2 separate regions of the Homo sapiens genome follow, and region 1 is linked to region 2. A link is a loop called in an ENCODE intact Hi-C map of the cell type or tissue named here. Cell type or tissue: HCT116. All regions are shown on one strand. Links, peaks and the distances in the headings refer to the core of each region. The heading gives the core; the rest is flanking DNA.

The links. Peaks named below come from ENCODE experiments on the same cell type or tissue, not always from the same donor. Only the 100,000 strongest peaks of a DNase experiment are listed, where the experiment ranks them.
Region 1: it touches region 2 in a loop (6-fold over the local background); 3 of 110 quality-filtered maps call a loop at or near these places.

Annotation. Positions count from the first base shown.
Region 1 is chr1:34,738,841-34,747,172 of GRCh38, forward strand. No RefSeq gene overlaps it. Among named protein-coding and RNA genes, the nearest start is that of GJB5, 12 kb to the right of the region's middle. In HCT116, for the core only: CTCF peaks have their summits at 4,026 (motif pointing left) and 7,599; a DNase peak (open chromatin) is centred at 4,031.
Region 2 is chr1:34,849,132-34,857,463 of GRCh38, forward strand. SMIM12 (small integral membrane protein 12) reads right to left here. Exons shown (of 2, transcript NM_138428.6): 2 at 1,231-6,851. The coding sequence starts at 6,846. The coding sequence ends at 6,568. Among named protein-coding and RNA genes, the nearest start is that of SMIM12, 6.5 kb to the right of the region's middle. RefSeq lists enhancers at 3,866-4,095, 4,520-5,390. In HCT116, for the core only: a CTCF peak has its summit at 3,720; a DNase peak (open chromatin) is centred at 3,720; H3K27ac peaks cover 653 bases.

The DNA.
Region 1 (8,332 bases), core at 212-8,211, 110 kb before region 2:
TCCACACGGGGTGAACACTCCCAGCAGGGCCAACTTCCAACAATTAAGGGTTTACAATTCACCCGCAAATGTCCTGAAAACTGAGGGGTACAAGTTGGCACCAGCACACCCTAGAGCTCCCCCCGGCTGCTCGGTGCTCACGCACTGCGAATCTCCACCAGCCTCTCTGTCCTCCAGTCAGTCTGTCTGTCTGTCGTTGGGTCAGCCTACCACTCTGTTTCCCGAGGTCATTCTCTGAGCTGGGGTGAGGGGCCAGGAAGATGTCACTCTCTCTGTCCCTTAGGTGTCTCCTCCCTGGGTCTATACTGGGGTCCTTGTCTCCCCCAGCTCTGCTGATGTGTGTCCGGGTCTCTCGCCTCCTCGGTGCCTCCTCTGACTAGAGGGTGTCTGTGGGTTGCTTGACGGCCCGCCTTTCCTCTGGGCCTGCTGCTCTCTGGCTCTGGGTATGTGTGGGCCGAGGTGGTGTGTAGCTGACTTCTCTGTGGGCCTCTAAGTCAGTGGTTCTCAAAGTGTAGTCCAGGGGGCCAGTAGTGTCACCTGGGAATTTGTCAGAAGTGCACATTCCCAGCCCCACCCTAGACCTACCAAATCGGATGCCCTGGGGTTGGGGACCTGGCAATCTGTATTTTAACACCCCTCCCCCAACCCCCGGGGCTTCTGGTGCAGCTCAAGTTTAAGCACCAAGTCAATCTCTTTCTGGATCTTCCTTGCGGGGAAGGAGGGGTGTTCCTCGCTCTAGGCCTGGCTTGTCCGCCCCTTCGTCATTCTCCCAGTAGGTCTGCATCTGTCTGTCACCCCCAAAGCCACTGGACAGAAAGCAGCTGCATCCCAGTGGGCACTTGGCTCATGCCCTGCGCCTGATAGCTGGGACCCAGACAAAGAGCAAACAAGCCAGGCAGAGGAGAAAAGCCCAGTGAGAGGCACAAAGGCAGCTTGTGGACTGACCACAAAGCCTGGGGCAGACTGTGGTGGATTAATCGGGAAACAGGAACCTCTTCCTCTGCTGGAGACAATCACAAGGCTGTGTTCAGATCACCTCTGGCAGGGATTCTCCTGGCTGCACACGGAATCACCTGGGGCTCTGTCAAAGCATCCTAGATGCTGGGGATGCACTCCCAGAGACTCTGCTTCAGATAGTTGAGCTGAAGCCCAGACATCAGTATTTTTTAAAACACTACCCAGGTGATCTGAACGTACAGAGAACAGATACCTAATGGAACCATCACAACCCCCTTCAAGATGGTGATCAGGATTCTCCTTGTGCCAATGGAACAAATGAGGCTCAGAGAGGGAAAGACTTGACCAAAGTCACATCACTAAAAATGGCAGAGCTGGGATTTGAACCCGGATCTGTCAGGCTCCAGGCCCACATCTTTGACTCCACCTCGAGCTGTACATTTTGCACATAATAGTGTCATTCTCCACGGCCCGTTCGCTGCTGGTCTCCCTGGATGGCCGTGGGTTGCCCCTTCAGCCAACCCAATGACATCCCCCCCACCTACTTTCCCACCTCCCCGGTACTCTCCAGCCGTGATGCCCGCGGCCTGGGACAGCCAGCCCCTCTGAAGTGGCTGACCTGTTACAGCACCCCCACTCTCTCACTCTTCCGAAAGGATTTTTGTTATTTCGTTACCAGGAAGGTTTCCTTCCTGATACCCCCTAGAAAGCCTCCCTGCATCCCCACTCCTCCACAAAAACACTCTTCTCCTCCAGGCCCCTGCCCCTGGAGTCTGGCCAGACGACTTCTCGGTATATAAAGCAGGCGTTTGCTTTCTCTCCAAGTGCAGTCAGCGCCCAGGCTCTAGAGCCACAGCGCCAACAACAGCGCAATTGCCTAACAGCAGTTTCTCAGCCTCTCCCATGGAGGTGCCCTAACCCACAGGAGTGACCTCATCCCTGCAGGAGCCTGCACTGCAGGTCAGTCTGGCCCCTCTTAAGCTCAAAATGTCTTTGAAGCCTCCTATTTTCTCTTTAAAAGTCAAGTGAACTTTTTGTTGTACTCCATAATGTGTCAGGGTTTGTTTCAATGCCTATTGATTGAATTTTGACAAGGAACATGTATTACTTTTGTAATGTAAAATATTCTATTAATAAGTAAATAGAATGCTTCTAATTCCTTGCCATCAAGTAAAATTGATGATCCAGAGACATGCCAGGTTTACTCTGTGGCTTTATGAATTCCCAACACATAGGGCATCCCCAGGGGCATCCATAATGCGTTTATTCTTTCTTTCCTTCACCCATTCAACAAATATTTTTAGAGTGCCTGCAGTATCCCAGGCCTGGGGCTAGAGCCTGGGACTATAATCATGAGTAAAACAGACATGCTTCCGGTCTCCAGGGAGCTTCCAGTCTATTCAGGGGGTCAAGATGTTAACACACACACACACACACACACACACACACACACTCTCTCTCTCTCTCTCTCTCTCTCTCTCCAAGTAAAAGTATAATAAGCTGTAATAAATACACTGCAGGAAAAGCAAAGGACGCTCTGAGCAAGAATAATGGGTGCACTAAAATTGTTTCCAAGGAAGTGACATTTAAACTGAGACATCAAGATGACTAGGAGTTGGCCAGGTAAAAGGGAGCAGTGAGAGAATGCTGCAGATGCCAGGAACAGCCGGTGGGAAGGGGAAGAGGGGCACAAGCCCAAACCTTCCTGGCGGCTCAGGGATGAGTCCTTCACCATCTGCAGCAAGAGTTTTGAGGAGCAGTCCCCCTTATGAACCCTGGGAGGCAGCCAGGCCCTCTGCTAGACCCAGCCCAACTATAGTCTCTGGGCCAAACCTTCCTGGCGGCTCAGGGATGAGTCCTTCACCACCTACAGCAAAGGTTTAGAGGAGCAGTCCACCTTAGGATCCCTGGGAGGCAGCGAGGCCCTCTGCTAGACCCAGCCCAACTGTAGTCTCTGGGCACAAGTTCAACTGTGATCACACAGCCAGCTTCCAGCTCAGTACCAACCTGGAGGACCTGGAGGACCTGGAGGACCTGGAGCCAGGTGGGGTGAAGGCCAGCAGGCAGCAGGCACAAAGGCTGGCGAGGCCTGTGGATTCAGCCCCAAGTTGGAAAGTGTAGGACTCCAGTCAACTCCAGGTCAGGGCCAAGACCAGGCCAATCCTCTAGGGCTTCCTCACACTGTCCCTGATGTCTGATGACAGCACCTTTGGAGCACATGGCATGAGAGAACAGCCTTTAGGAATTAGAGGGCCAGCTGCCCTTCTGAGCCCAGCTCTGGTCAGAGACTCCACCACGGTCAAGTCCAACACCTCACTTTGTGCTCAGTTGTGGGTCCCTGGCCCCTGTTCCTGACTCACTTTCTAGCAAGCCAGTCCATCTAGGGTGGAGGGCTGCTCCCCTTCTACCTGCTGTCACCCCCGTGAAGGGAATCCTAGCCTTGAACCCAGGCCTATCTGGGCTGGGGGCCCTGTGTCCTGAACCCTCTGCCACCACTGCAATAGTGTGCTCATTCTGGGGTTCAGCACTGCCCCCCTGCACTCAGCCCAGCTCTCCCCATGTCCCAGCGAGGGGGTACCCACCATCCACCTCATTGTCTCACTGGTTCTTCTCTGACCCCTCTCCCACCTGAGCCTTGAAGCAGCTTCTTGTCTGGGCTTTCTGCTTCCCGATAGCCAGAGGTATCTTTCTGCAAACACAAATCAGGGACTTCAGTGAACTTTCCATGGCTCTTAGGGTAAAGTCCAACTCCTTCATTGAAGTCGACAAGTTCCAGGCCCCCATTCCACCGCCACCTCTCTGCTTTCATCTTCTGGGAAGATTTGTAAAGGAGGAAAGGACACTAGGAGAAGGCTCAGGGGAGAGTGGAAGGAACAATTCAGAAGGAGCACAGACTGGAACACCCCAAACTTGTGACCTCCACCCCACCCAGCAGCTTCTGCCCCTACAGGAGCAGGAGCTGGTCGCTGGTGGCTGGTCGCTGGCAGCACAGAACGGCTCTGAGGGCGGAGGCTGCAGGAGCCCGGGCGCTGCCGCCAAGCCTGGGCCTCTGCTGCCCCCCAGCGGCTGAATGGAGCAGCCCGGGCAGGTGAGCTAGTCTTGCAGCGACCAGCAGCCAAGTGTGTCTCCCCAGGACTCAGCAATCCCCTAACACCTCGGCAAGTGAGCAAAGTCCACAGTCAAGGGTGTGGCCAAAAGCAAAGTCCTCCGTTCAGCGGTCAGCATCAGCGTCCAGCCTAATGGGTCCTGAACACACTCCTGTTAGGCATCTGCCATAATGCATTGTAATTTTCCTGTTGCTACATGTGTAGCAACTAGACCCCACTAGATCCTATAATCTGGGGTCTGCGCTCACAAGGTAATTCCATGCCTTCTGGTCATCCAGCCTCTCCAGGCTTCTCACTCCCTTACTGCTCTACTCTGCTCTTCCCTGCCAAACCTCCTTCCCAATCCCCTGAGCCTCGGAAACCATCCCAGGCCAACAAACCCCAAGCGGAGAGCTTCAGCCTCTCCACACACTCCCCTTCCACCACCAGTTTGAAGTGACTGCAGGTTCTCCCACCACCACCACCAAAGCTCATTCATTCACTCATTCCTGCATTCACCAAATACTTACTGAGAGCCTCATGGGTGCTGGGCTTTACGCTAGACCCTAGAACAAAGGCAGAGAACAGACTGATGAGGTCCGCTCCCACAAAGGAGCTTACCTTCCAGCTGGGGCAGACAAACAATTTGAATCAATGAACAAGGTAATCTCCGATGGCGATAAGTTGAGTGATGTGTTATAGGGGACTTGGAGGGTGGCAACAAGAGTCAAAGTTAGGTGACCTAGGGAAGGCCTGTCTGAAGCCAAGTATAATGGTTTTTGAATATGTCCGTCCACTGCCTTCAAAAAGTGGAGACTAATTTCCCTTCCCCTACATCCCTTATGTGCAAGCTGTATTTAATGACTCACAAGAAGAATGTGGCAGAAGTAATGATATTTGACCATGGATGACTTCCAAGATACGGCATAAAAGGATTCCGCCCTACTTTCCCCTCTCTCACTCTAGGGGAAGCAGCTGTCATATCATGAGGACACTCAAGTCAACCCATTGAGAGGCCCACAGCGGGGAACTGAGGCCTTCTGCCAGCAACCATGTGAGTGCACCATCATGGAAATGGACCATCCAGCCTCGGTCAAGCCTTCAGGTGACTGCAGCCACTTGAGTGACCCCGAGCCAGAACTAGCTGGCTAAGCCACTCAGGGCCAATTTGTCCGCTAAACACAGGAGGCACCATGCCTTGGGCCCACAAGACATTTAGGACCAGTGAAAATGTTTTTCACTTCTTTTAAAATTAGGAGAAAGAAGGAACTTTTAGGTCAAAGAAAATGTTTTTAATATATAACATTAATATATTTATCTTTATACCAACACAATCATGAAATGTGATTTTTCAAATATTCTTTGAAAAGGGAAGAGGCCATAAAAGGCAAAAGTGCCTAGGTCCCATAAACATCATCATGTGGTCCTGAAGCTGCTCCAGAATTCCTGACCAACAGAAACTTGGAGATAATAAATACTTGTGATTGTAAGCTATTAAATTTGGGGGTGATTTGTTATAGCTTTGTATCCTGGCTTTGTGAATATTTTAGGGCGGAGCATAAGCACTGCAGACAGGGAAGAGCAGGTGCAAAGAAGTCATCTTGACATGCTCAAAATGAACAGAAAAAGAGTTATTTAACTACTTTAAGCCTTCATCTTCTTGCCTGGAAGATGGGCCGATGATCATCACACCTCATTGTGTAGCTGTTGGGATTAAATGAACCGTATCTGGCACAAAGTAAGCACTCTGTCCCGTGCTGGTGTCCCCTCTCTCCAGCAGGTGCGGGGTCCCAAGGAGGTTGTGTTCTGGTTGTCAGCAGACTCCGGAAGCTTCTGACGCAGGCCTCTTCATTCTCATCTATCTTCATTTGCATTAATAGCACATAGGTAGCACTTGCCATGAGCTAGAGATGTTTCTAGGAGCTTTGTAGGTGTGCACATGTGCAACGTCTTATTGTTTGCTAGGATAACTCAGCCTCCTCTTGGCCTTTCTTCCCCATCCCACGTCTTGCCTGGGCCCCATACCTGAAGGCCTGAGCCATCCTAGCACCAGAGCCCTCAGGCTTCTTGGGCCTGTGATCTGCACCAGTGTGCCCAGCAGCTGGAGGTGGGTGGCGGGGGTTGGGGGTACAGAGAGACTTCTAGGCAGGATTCTGAGGTGGGAGAAGTAGGTGTTCCACAGAGCAGGATTGGAGGAGCTCAGGCTTTGCAGCTCTGCCCACAAGATCTGCCTTCCTTTCCCAGCACCCACTCGCTCATTCACCCAGATGCTGTCAGAATCTTCTGTAATCCTGGAAGATTCCTGATTGAGAGGCAAAGTCCTTACTTTCCCCCTAAAAGCCTATCATTTGCACACACATTTACCTGTGTTCTGCTGAGGTAGGGAAGAGCCCTCCCTCACCACTGTCAGGGCATAAGAGACAAAGCAAGGCCATAGCCCAAGGGCTCAGGCACGGCAGTTGGGGACAGAGGGGGCATTACTTCTCCACGTGCACGCACACACGTGCACACACACACACAGACACACAACTTGAAGCCTGAAGCCTGAACTCTCCCCTTCCTTAGGAAGTCTTTTACCCAGATTCACAGACAGGTTAGGAGCATCAGGATGAGCAGTCCCTGGGCTGGCTGGGTGTAGGAGGTGTGTCCATCACTCCCTGCCCTACTCACTGCCCCTGCCAAGTAGACACACTGTGATCTATGATGGCAGCAATAATAATGGCAAAAAGCGGTGGTAGCAGACTGCGTCCTCTGGGCCGGGGCTCTGCATGCATTCATTCACACAGCATCATGTATTCAGTCTTCACATGGGGAAGATAGCACTGTTACCTCCAAGGATGAGTCAAGAGCACAGAAAAGTGAAGTCACTTGCCCAGGGTCACACAGGGAGAAAGTGGAATTTAAATCTAAGCAATCCATCTGCAGAGCCGGGGCTCATGGCACTGAACCATACTGTCCTACTTGTCTTGCCCATCCAGGTCACAGACACCTGGACCCAAGGGCGGCCAATCCTCAGGAGGAGGAGCTGGGCCAATCAGTCACTCCTTCAGCTAGACTGGGAGCAGCGAGCGCAGGGGCCAGGAAGAGAAGCTGAGCTTCACCATGGAGTAGAGCAGACAGAATAGCCTTGGGGACCAGGTGTAAGAGAGGACAGAGCAACCATGCAGAGAAGAGCCAAGCCGAGATGCCCAAGAAGCTCCTGGGAGATGGGCCAGAGCCCCTCTCAGTCCTGCTGGCTCCCAAGCTGCAGGCTGCCAGAAACCTGCTGGTCCAGTGGCTCCTGCCCTGAGAGACATAGAAGTCCTGCCATACCTACAGTGTGTCCCCTTCATGGGGCAAGCTTTAAAAGGTCTCCCATCCTGGCTATCAGAAGGGTTCTGGTCAGAACATACTGTGTGACCTTGGGCAAGTTACTTAACCTCTCTGTGCCTCAGACTCCTCCAGGAGATGGGATTTTGTGAGAATTCAAACTGACGCTGTATATGAAGCAGCTTAGGAGACTACCAGCACATAACAGATGTGAAGTAAGTTGTAGATATTTCCGGTGCTTACCCCTGGCATCCTCACCCTCCTAGTGGATTGAATCTTAAGTGCGCACAGCGTAGACTCAGGTTGAGGCCCTGGTGACATGGCCAGTGGGGACCTAAGTGAATGATACTGACCCGAATGGCTTAACTCGAGTGCCACGGGGCCCTCGTATGCCTGAGCTAAATGAGAACACTGTCGTGGGGGCCTGCATCAATATTCTGCACCCCAGTTCCCCTCTGGGGCCTGGCCTCTCCCCTCATTAGCCCCCTTCCCTGCCCCCAACCAACAGCTGGAATCTGCTGTTGGTTGTGGGGTTTTTATAATAAACTTTTTATTTTGGAAGAATCTAAAAACTACAAAGATAGTACAAATAGCTCCTGTATACTGATAACATCTCACATAGCCGTGGCACATCTATAGAACTAAGAGACTACCATTGGCACAGTAACTATAAACCAAACTCCAGGTGAATCCGGAAGCATGCTAGAGAGGCATACTGCTGGGGGTGCGGAGGGGCGGGACGCAGAGGCGCCCTTAGTTCCAACAGACGAGGGAGGGGCCCCATGCCAGCTGACTGGAAGGATCCGTCACACCTGCTCCCTTTTCCTCCCTCACATCTACGAAAGTCACTGCTCTTCCCTAGGTCTCCACCTTCACTCAGACCGGAAGCAGCTCTGATGCAGGGTTTGTGTGCTGAAGTCCTGTTTCCAGGGGCCTTCTCAGTGAGGGAGAAGGTCCACCATATGTAACAAATCTGCATA
Region 2 (8,332 bases), core at 297-8,296:
CAGAATTAGCCCCATTTTACAGATGATGTTCAGAAAATTTAAATAACTTCTCTAGTCACACAGCTAGATTACAGAGTTAGGCTTCAAACCCAGGTCAACATTTCAACCGTTATATTATATGGTAAATCTAGACAGAGATGGGTGGTATGCTGTTTTGGATAATGATCTAGAATTTAGGGGGAAATTCTGAACTAGAGATATACATTTGAGAGTCATCGCCACTGGGGTGGGTGAAGCCACAGATGAGGCTAAGACTGTCCAGCAAGAAAACAGGCAAGAATGAAGCTGGAAAAGCACTCACATTAGAACAGGAGGGAGCAGGGGCAGGAGAGCTGGAAAAGGAAACTGAGATGTGGTGATGTCAAGGGAGAATCCCATGAAGAGAATGTTGTGTACTGCAAAAAGCGAGAATATGACCAGTATATAAGATCTGCAATTACAAAGGCTTTGAACCAAAATGCCTTGACCACTGTATTGGTGGAGGCAGAGAGCAAGCAGTAAAGAGCAACAAAGGGCACAGGGATGGGGTTGGGAGCCTCGAGGAGTTTGGATTAAAAAAAGATTACCTTGGCCGGGCACGGTGGCTCACACCTATAATCCCAGCACTTTGGGAGGCCAAGGCGGGCAGATCACGAGGTCAGGAGATCGAGACCATCCTGGCTAACGTGGTGAAACCCCGTCTCTACTAAAAAAGTACAAAAAATTAGCCAGGCATGGTGGCGGACGCCTGTAGTCCCAGCTACTCGGGAGGCTGAGGCAGGAGAATGGTGTGAACCCAGGAGGCGGAGCTTACAGTGAGCTGAGATCCTGTCACTGCACTCCAGCCTGGGTGACAAAGCGAGACTCCGTCTCAAAAAAAAAAAAAAAAAAAAAAAAAAAAAAAATTACCTTGAAGTGTTGCAGACTCTGTTGCATCCACAACCCATGAAGGAAGAGGGCCGGGCGAGATGGTTATGCAAATTACTCCAGCTGCACTTAGCAGCTTAGGCTCAGAGAAGGAGAAACGGAATTGCAGCAGGGGTTGGAAGTGAAGAAACTGGGCAGTGAGAGAGGGAATAAGGGCCCTAAGGACTTTGGATTCTTCTACATGGAAAAGGTGCCCTTGCTGGGGCGCTAGTAAAGATTTTTTTAAATCTGAATAATTAGAAGGGCCCATTAGGCATTTTTTAACAAAAAACAAAGCCAGAGTTTACTTTTGTATTATGTAAAAAGGATCTGATTAACACATAATTGATGTTAACAAGTTTAATTCAAAAAGAATAAACTGTTTTTTAAGTACCAGAGGCACTGCTGGAACAGGATGAAAACTGATACACCGGTTACTAATTACTCTTCACTCTTCAAACTGATTCCCCTAAAGACTTCTACTTAGCAAATACTATAAAATACGCTCTGTACAGGAAAGAAATAATAGCACATGTATTTGTATTTTATTATTCAGACTGGCTGCCATCCCAACTAGATAAAGGAGGTTTTACTGGGCTGTAATATCTAGCACTTGCATGTTTTCAGAGCACTCTAAACTGGTTGTCTCACTCTTTTCACACGATCAGCAGGGAACACGTTCCCCATTTTGCAGGGAAACCAAGGCCAGTAGAGGTGAAGCGGCATACCCCAGGTCATCACTCAGATCGCTTGCCTCCAAGTCCAAGGCTCTTTCCCCTCCCAATTCTCCTGATCTGTGACCTCCTGGGCATTCTGGCCAATCTGCTTCCCTCTGACTTTGCAGACTGCACTGATGGAACTACCACTAAGGCAGGTGTGGAGCCTGCAATCTCCTGACCAGCTTGTGCTTCTTGGTTCTTATGCAAGCCAGTTCTCTCTGTGAAATATTTCTAAGCAGCCCTCAACCACCAGGTCTATGAGGGTCCCTGTTGTCCCTCAGCCAAGGCTGCTCTCTCCCCTAGATCCCCACCTCACCAGGGTCACAAGGATACACACAACTATTGCAGGAAACATAGGTTCTTCCTGCAATACAATTAAAGCTGCTAACATTTACTGAGTACCTACTGGTTGTTGTGAGGATGAGGTAATGTATGTAAAGTTTTAGCACAGTCTGTGACAATGTATATAAAGTTCTTAGCGTACTATGCTAAGAACCTTACATAATTACCTCATCCTCACAACAACCCAACAAAAATTCTTACCCCTATTTTACAGGTGAGGATATTGAGGTTCAGAAGGGCTAAGTGACTTGCCCAAGGTCATCCAGTTAATTGTTAAGGCAGTATTCATAACTCGAGCCTGTCAGACTCTAGAATCCACTTTATTTTTCCTCTGCTACACTGCCCTGGCTCCCTACCCTACAAGTGCTTAGAGATCTAAAGCAAAGTAGAAAAGGAAAAGTGAGCAAGACGGAGGGGCTTTTACATTTTCACTGCCTGGCTCCCAACCCAGACTCTGGCAAGGCTAATTCCATGATGTTTCACTCAGCGGCAGTCCCACCAGCCTGGAGCCCTGGGGAGCTGACCAGAGTCAAAAGGCTCCCTGGCAGGCTTGTTCTGGCAGCTGCCCAGCCGACTTGTGCTAACACAGCAACAGGCACAGGAAAGAGTCTAGAAAGAGTGGAAAAGCACCAGACACTGAACCGCTGCAGGGAGAGAAGTGATTCCTGCCGTGCTCGGAGAGGACCCTATACTAAAGCCACCACCATCATTGGGCTGGGAAGAGACGGGGGTAAGCGGGGAGCAAAAAGCCCCAAGCACATCCACTCACTCATGTGTTTCAGTGAACTGTGACTGGAAGGCCAGTCAAAAAGAGGGTCACATGCCTCCAAGGTGAATCAGCAAGCATGGAAGAAAACCGGTCTGCACCTTGGTTCATCCCAGCAACCCTGACCTGTCTATACCCACGTCCACATAAACCTTGCTATCTAATGTCACCCGAGCAGAGGCAAGAGCACATATACTATCTTACAGCCACCGCAACGGCTGATTTCAGCCAGCCTGTGGGAAAGAAAGATCTAGCTGAGAACACTAATAGACTTGCTAGAGGAAGAATTCAGTGACAAAGTGCCCTTGGAAAGGAAAGAAAAGAATTTAAAAGGGGGCACAATCAAAGTGAGACTGGAAGAAGGGAGCCACCTGGATTCCCAAAGATAGGGCTCTCTCGACCAGACACCAAGTGGAGGCCAACGGGTGGTGACAGGGATATTTTAAAAGATCTGAAAATCCAAAAATGTCCATGGGAAATGTGTTTGCTATTATTTCTGTAGGCTTTCCATCCTCACATTTTTCTTAGGTTATTAAGCTGCCTTTGTACAGGATGCCCAAAAGTGTTTTGAGGGAAACCAATTCTGGGATCTAATATTTGTAACAAGTTGTTAGATCGCCAAAAAAAAAAAAAAAAAAAAAACCATAATTATAGGTGTCATCAGAAGGAGGAGGCAGTTTGAGAGGTCACAAATTGGCAGCCACTGGGTCAAATTAACCCCACGGGTATGATAGCATGCTTAGAATTTTGTATAATGAATTATCAACACTTGAAAATCAGAAGGTTACACACACCAAAAAACCCTGAATTTCTAGCATCTCTTCATTTTTTTTTTTTTACCCCCTCTGGAGCTCTTAGAACATCTTTTAGAAAAATTCAAAAATCTGGTACCACTGGATGAGCAGCAGATTGGAAGGTGAGTCACCACTGCCCCCTTTCGGCAGGTCTATACTTTCTGCCAGCGTGGTGGCTCATTTGTCACCTGACCTCTGTCAGCACTAGTGTTTGGTTTAGCCCAGGGAAGTGACTGCAGGCTTGGTAATGCCCAGGACTGCCATAGGGTGGCAGCACTGGTGTGCCGATAAGGCCTGCTCATCAGCCAGAACCTGCAGCCAGAACCAGAAATCTCCTTACTTGGTAGCTGACAGTCTCTTCCCAAGTTCCATCCGATTTGTTCCCTGGGAAGCAACAGCAGCTCATTTCCGCATTCCCACTAGGCCTCAGGGAGCCTTAGAAGAAGCCAACGACTCAACCTGCTCCCTCCTCTCAGGCCACCACCAGGTCCTGGAAGGCACCTCCAGCTGGCACCTCTTCACAGCTGGCCCCTCTAACTGTTCAGGAACTCCACCCTCACCCACCTGTGGACACCATCAGGCCTCACGAGAGAGAACCTAAGAAGCAGGGCCAATACCCACTCCCTTTTAGAGGCAGATCAATTCATCAAATGCTCACTACTGCCCTGTGCTGACTTTAGTTAAACATCAGTAGGCTTCAAGAGGCAACAGCTTCTTATGCTTCTTCCTGCTCTCTGCTTTTACTCCCCTCACAGCCTTACCAGCAACGTCTTCAGTGGTAAGATTTAGTAGAAACTCCTAGAGCCCTTTTGGAAAGACATTTGGTGTTATGCATGAGATCCTCAAAACTGCTCATTTATCCCATTTCATCCAAAATGACATTTACTATTTTTACTGTTTATTCCAAAACGCAGGAAAAGCTTCATATAAGATATTCGTTGCAGTATCTAAACGAGTGACCAACCAGAAACAATTCAAATGTCCAGCAATATGGAAATTGTCCAGGATAAACTTATGTCATACTCCCACTTGATAGACAATTATGTTGCTATTATAAACAACTACAGCCAGGCACGGTGGCTCACGCCTGTAATCCCAGCACTTTAGGAGGCCAAGGCAGGCAGATCACAAGGTCAGAAGTTTGAGACCAGCCTGACCAACATGGTGAAACCCTGTCTCTACTAAAAATACAAAAATTAGCCAGGCGTAGCGGCGCACACCTGTAATCCCAGCTACTCAGGAGGCTGAGGCAGGAGAATCGCTTGAACCCAAGAGGTGGAGGTTGCAGTGAACCAAGATCGCGCCACTGCACTCCAGCCTGGGCAATACAGCGAGACTCCATATTTAAAACAACAACAACAACAACAACAAAAAAAAACTACAGACTGCCAGGCACGGTGCCTCACACCTGTAATCCCAGCACTTTGGGAGGCCGAGGCAGATGGGATCGCTTGAGGTCAGGAGTTCGAGACCAGCCTGGCCAAGATGGTGAAACCCCTGTCTTTACTAAAAACACAAAAACTAGCCAGGCACGATGGCGCACGCCTGTAATCCCAGCTACTTAGGAAGCTGAGGTAGGAGAATCGCTTGAACCCAGGAGGCAGAAGTTGCAGTCAGCCAAGATCACGCCACTGCACTCCAGCCCGGGTGACAGAATGAGAGTCCATCTCCAAAAAAAAAGAAAAAAGAAACTACAGGCCAAGGCCGGAGGATCACTTGAGCCCAGGAGTTTGAGACTAGCCTGGGCAACATAGTGAGACCTGGTTCTACAAAAAAATAAAAAAATTAGCTGGGCATGGTGGCATACTCCTGTAGTCCCATCTACTTGAGGAGCTGAAGTGAGAGGATCACTTGAGCCCAGGAGGTCAAGGTTGCACTGAGCCGTAATTGTACTGCACTCCAGCCTGTGTGACAGAGTGAGACCCTGTCTCCAAAAAACCAATTATGATGACCATGTAAAATGGGAAAATGATAATAGTGAGAAAAGTATATAAAATTAAATGTACAGTAATGATAACTATCTCTAAAACCTATGCAGAGAATTAGTAAAAGACAACAAAATGTTAACGGTTGTTATTAACGAGCTGGGAACATGGGTGACCTTTTTAAAATCCCTACCAAATTTTCTTGAATGTGCGTATATACTTTTATAGGGAAAGGCGTCTATGTGTGTGTATGTGAGGTCTACCTCCATTTAGACTTGAAGGTGCTGCAGCCAATTGTAATAATGGTAAAAAGGTTCCTGGGAATCTGTGCCTCCAGGGTTCAGTGCAACCGCACTAGTAAAGCAGTTTCCAGGGCTCCTTGGCACCCTTTAATACCAATGTTATCCTGCTCTAAAATGCCTGTACTTGCCTAACTCCTAAGAAGACCCCCAAATACCACCTGGATGATAAGATTCGATCATTATGGTTCTCAGATACCACTTTAATCAGGTTTTTCACTATACAGTGATGGGGGTAGAAGATGGTGACTGTTTTCAAGCAAATTCACGAGGCACATGTTCGTCCCTGCCCCAAAGTGAACAGTCTGGGCTTCCCAGAACAGAAAAGTGCTTTCCTTCCTGGGGGAATCCCATTCCTGAGCTGACAAGACAGATTTCAGTAAGAATGAGCACAAAGGATAGGGCAAAATAGTGAAGGGAGCCAGGTGCATATTTGAATTCTTTCCAGTGCAGACTGGAACTAGACATGCAGGTATCCCTCCTAAAGGCAACGCCCAAATCCCAGCCATTCCCACTAGAGGCCAAACCGCCTGCCCACAGAGATTGACAGCCAATGTTCATCTCATAACTCTCCTCCCAGCAGTGCACCAGTAAACTCAGATGCCTGAGTGCTTGTGGCCACCACACAACAGATGCGGCCTTCCTCTTCACTGGCCCCTCGGCTGCTGCTGGGTCTGCCTGGCCATCAAGGAGCAGCCAGTATTTGTGTGGCTGTGTGGTGTGGGAAGGGCCAGAATAAGCAACAAAGCCAATTAGATGTGGGTTCTGGGGCTCTGTCAACATGGTAGCAGGACAAGTCACCACCCACAGTAGGACCATAGGGCCCTGTGTCCTCCATTAATTCTTCTCTGGGCGGTTTCTGTTCAGCACAGCTTTCGGGGCAAATTCTAGCTTGTCCTTAAGGCTCACCACCTGCGTGTGGTCCTTGCCTAGAAGCTCATCCAGCTTGCGATCCTCCCGGCGCTCTGAGATGCTCTTTTCCTCCTCCACGGGCTGGGGGTCCTTTCCCCTGATGAACCATTCCAGGTGGTAACCCACAGCCCCGACCACGAAGGCAACAGGGAATGTGACATAAGGAGCATAGGTACGAACCACGGTCCAAAACACAGGCCACATGACATCTGCGGAAAAGCACAAGGCAGCATTAGAGAACCCAGCATCATCTCCCACCAAATAAGAGCAACCCACTAGAGCTCTCCACTTACCAGGCAGCCTGGCACAATTTTTTTTTTTTTTTGAGACGGAGTCTTGCTCTGTCGCCCAGGCTGGAGTGCAGTGGCACGATCTCAGCTCACCGCACCCTCCACCTCCCAGGTTCAAGCAATTATCTGCCTCAGCCTCCCAAGTAGCTGGGATTACAGCTAATTTCTGTATTTTTTTAGTAGAGACAGGGTTTCACCATGTTGGTCAGGCTGGTCTTGAACTCCTGACCTCGTGATTCACCCACCTCAGCCTCCCAAAGTGCTGGAATTACAGGCGTGAGCCACCACACCTGGCCAGCCTGGCACAATTTACTGAGCACCCACCCCCGTGCAGAGCAATGCGAGAGGTGGATCCCTGAAATAATCTAGGAAATTTCAAAAGATTCCATTGTTAGGGAAGAAGGAAGGATCTCCATTTTACGGACCGTACTCTTTGACAAGTGTGCACCAATATATGACAATGTTCCCCACAAGGGGACCTCTGAGCCTTACCTAATAGAGCTTCAAGCCTATTGTTGACCCCAGGACCTAGTCTGCCAACATTTCAAGAAGGGAAAAAGATGCCTTTCTCTGCTCTATGAAATTTCTCCATGAGCACAGCCGGCCACCTTTTCCCCATGAAACACAATCTACGATGAATCTCCTGGTTTCACAATATGAAAAGTCGTTCCTTTTCCTCATGTAAAGCATAAGGAGCATATTTAAACAGTCAAATACATAATGCATTACCTAATTATTCTGGATTTTAGGTAAATAGATAATGGTTTTATCCTGTTCTGAACCTGGCTTTTCTAACAATGGAACAAACCTATACTTTACAAATCTGCTGACTAAACCATTTTCAAAATATCCTATCTTGGCTAAAGACGGTGGCTCACACCTGTAATTCCAGAACTTTGGGAGGCTTGTAATCCCCATTACTCAGGAGGCTGAGGCAGGAGAATCACTTGAACCTGGGAGGCGGAGGTTGCAGTGAGCTAAGATCAAGCCACTGCACTCCAGCCTGGGCGGCAGAACGAAACTCCGTCTCAAGAAAAAAAAAAAAATCCTATCTTCAACCAAACCCATACCTTCATATTTACATAAAAAGCTCCTGAAAATATCACAAATCATTATACATACTCTGGATACCGCAGAACCTGAAGATTTTCTGTGAAAAATCACTGTACAAGCCCGGGGGGTGGGGTGGGGTGGGGTGGGGCGGGGAGCGGAGTGGAATGGCCTCAGGGCCTCCTGAATTGAAGTAGGGCAATACCAAAGTAATGTAAAAACACACAAATTGGATCACTCTAATGGCCAATTCCATCTCAAATGATTATTACCATTATCAATTATCAAAGATCATTCACAGTTATAATAACACAGCTACCATTTATTGAGCACTTACATGCCAGGCCTTG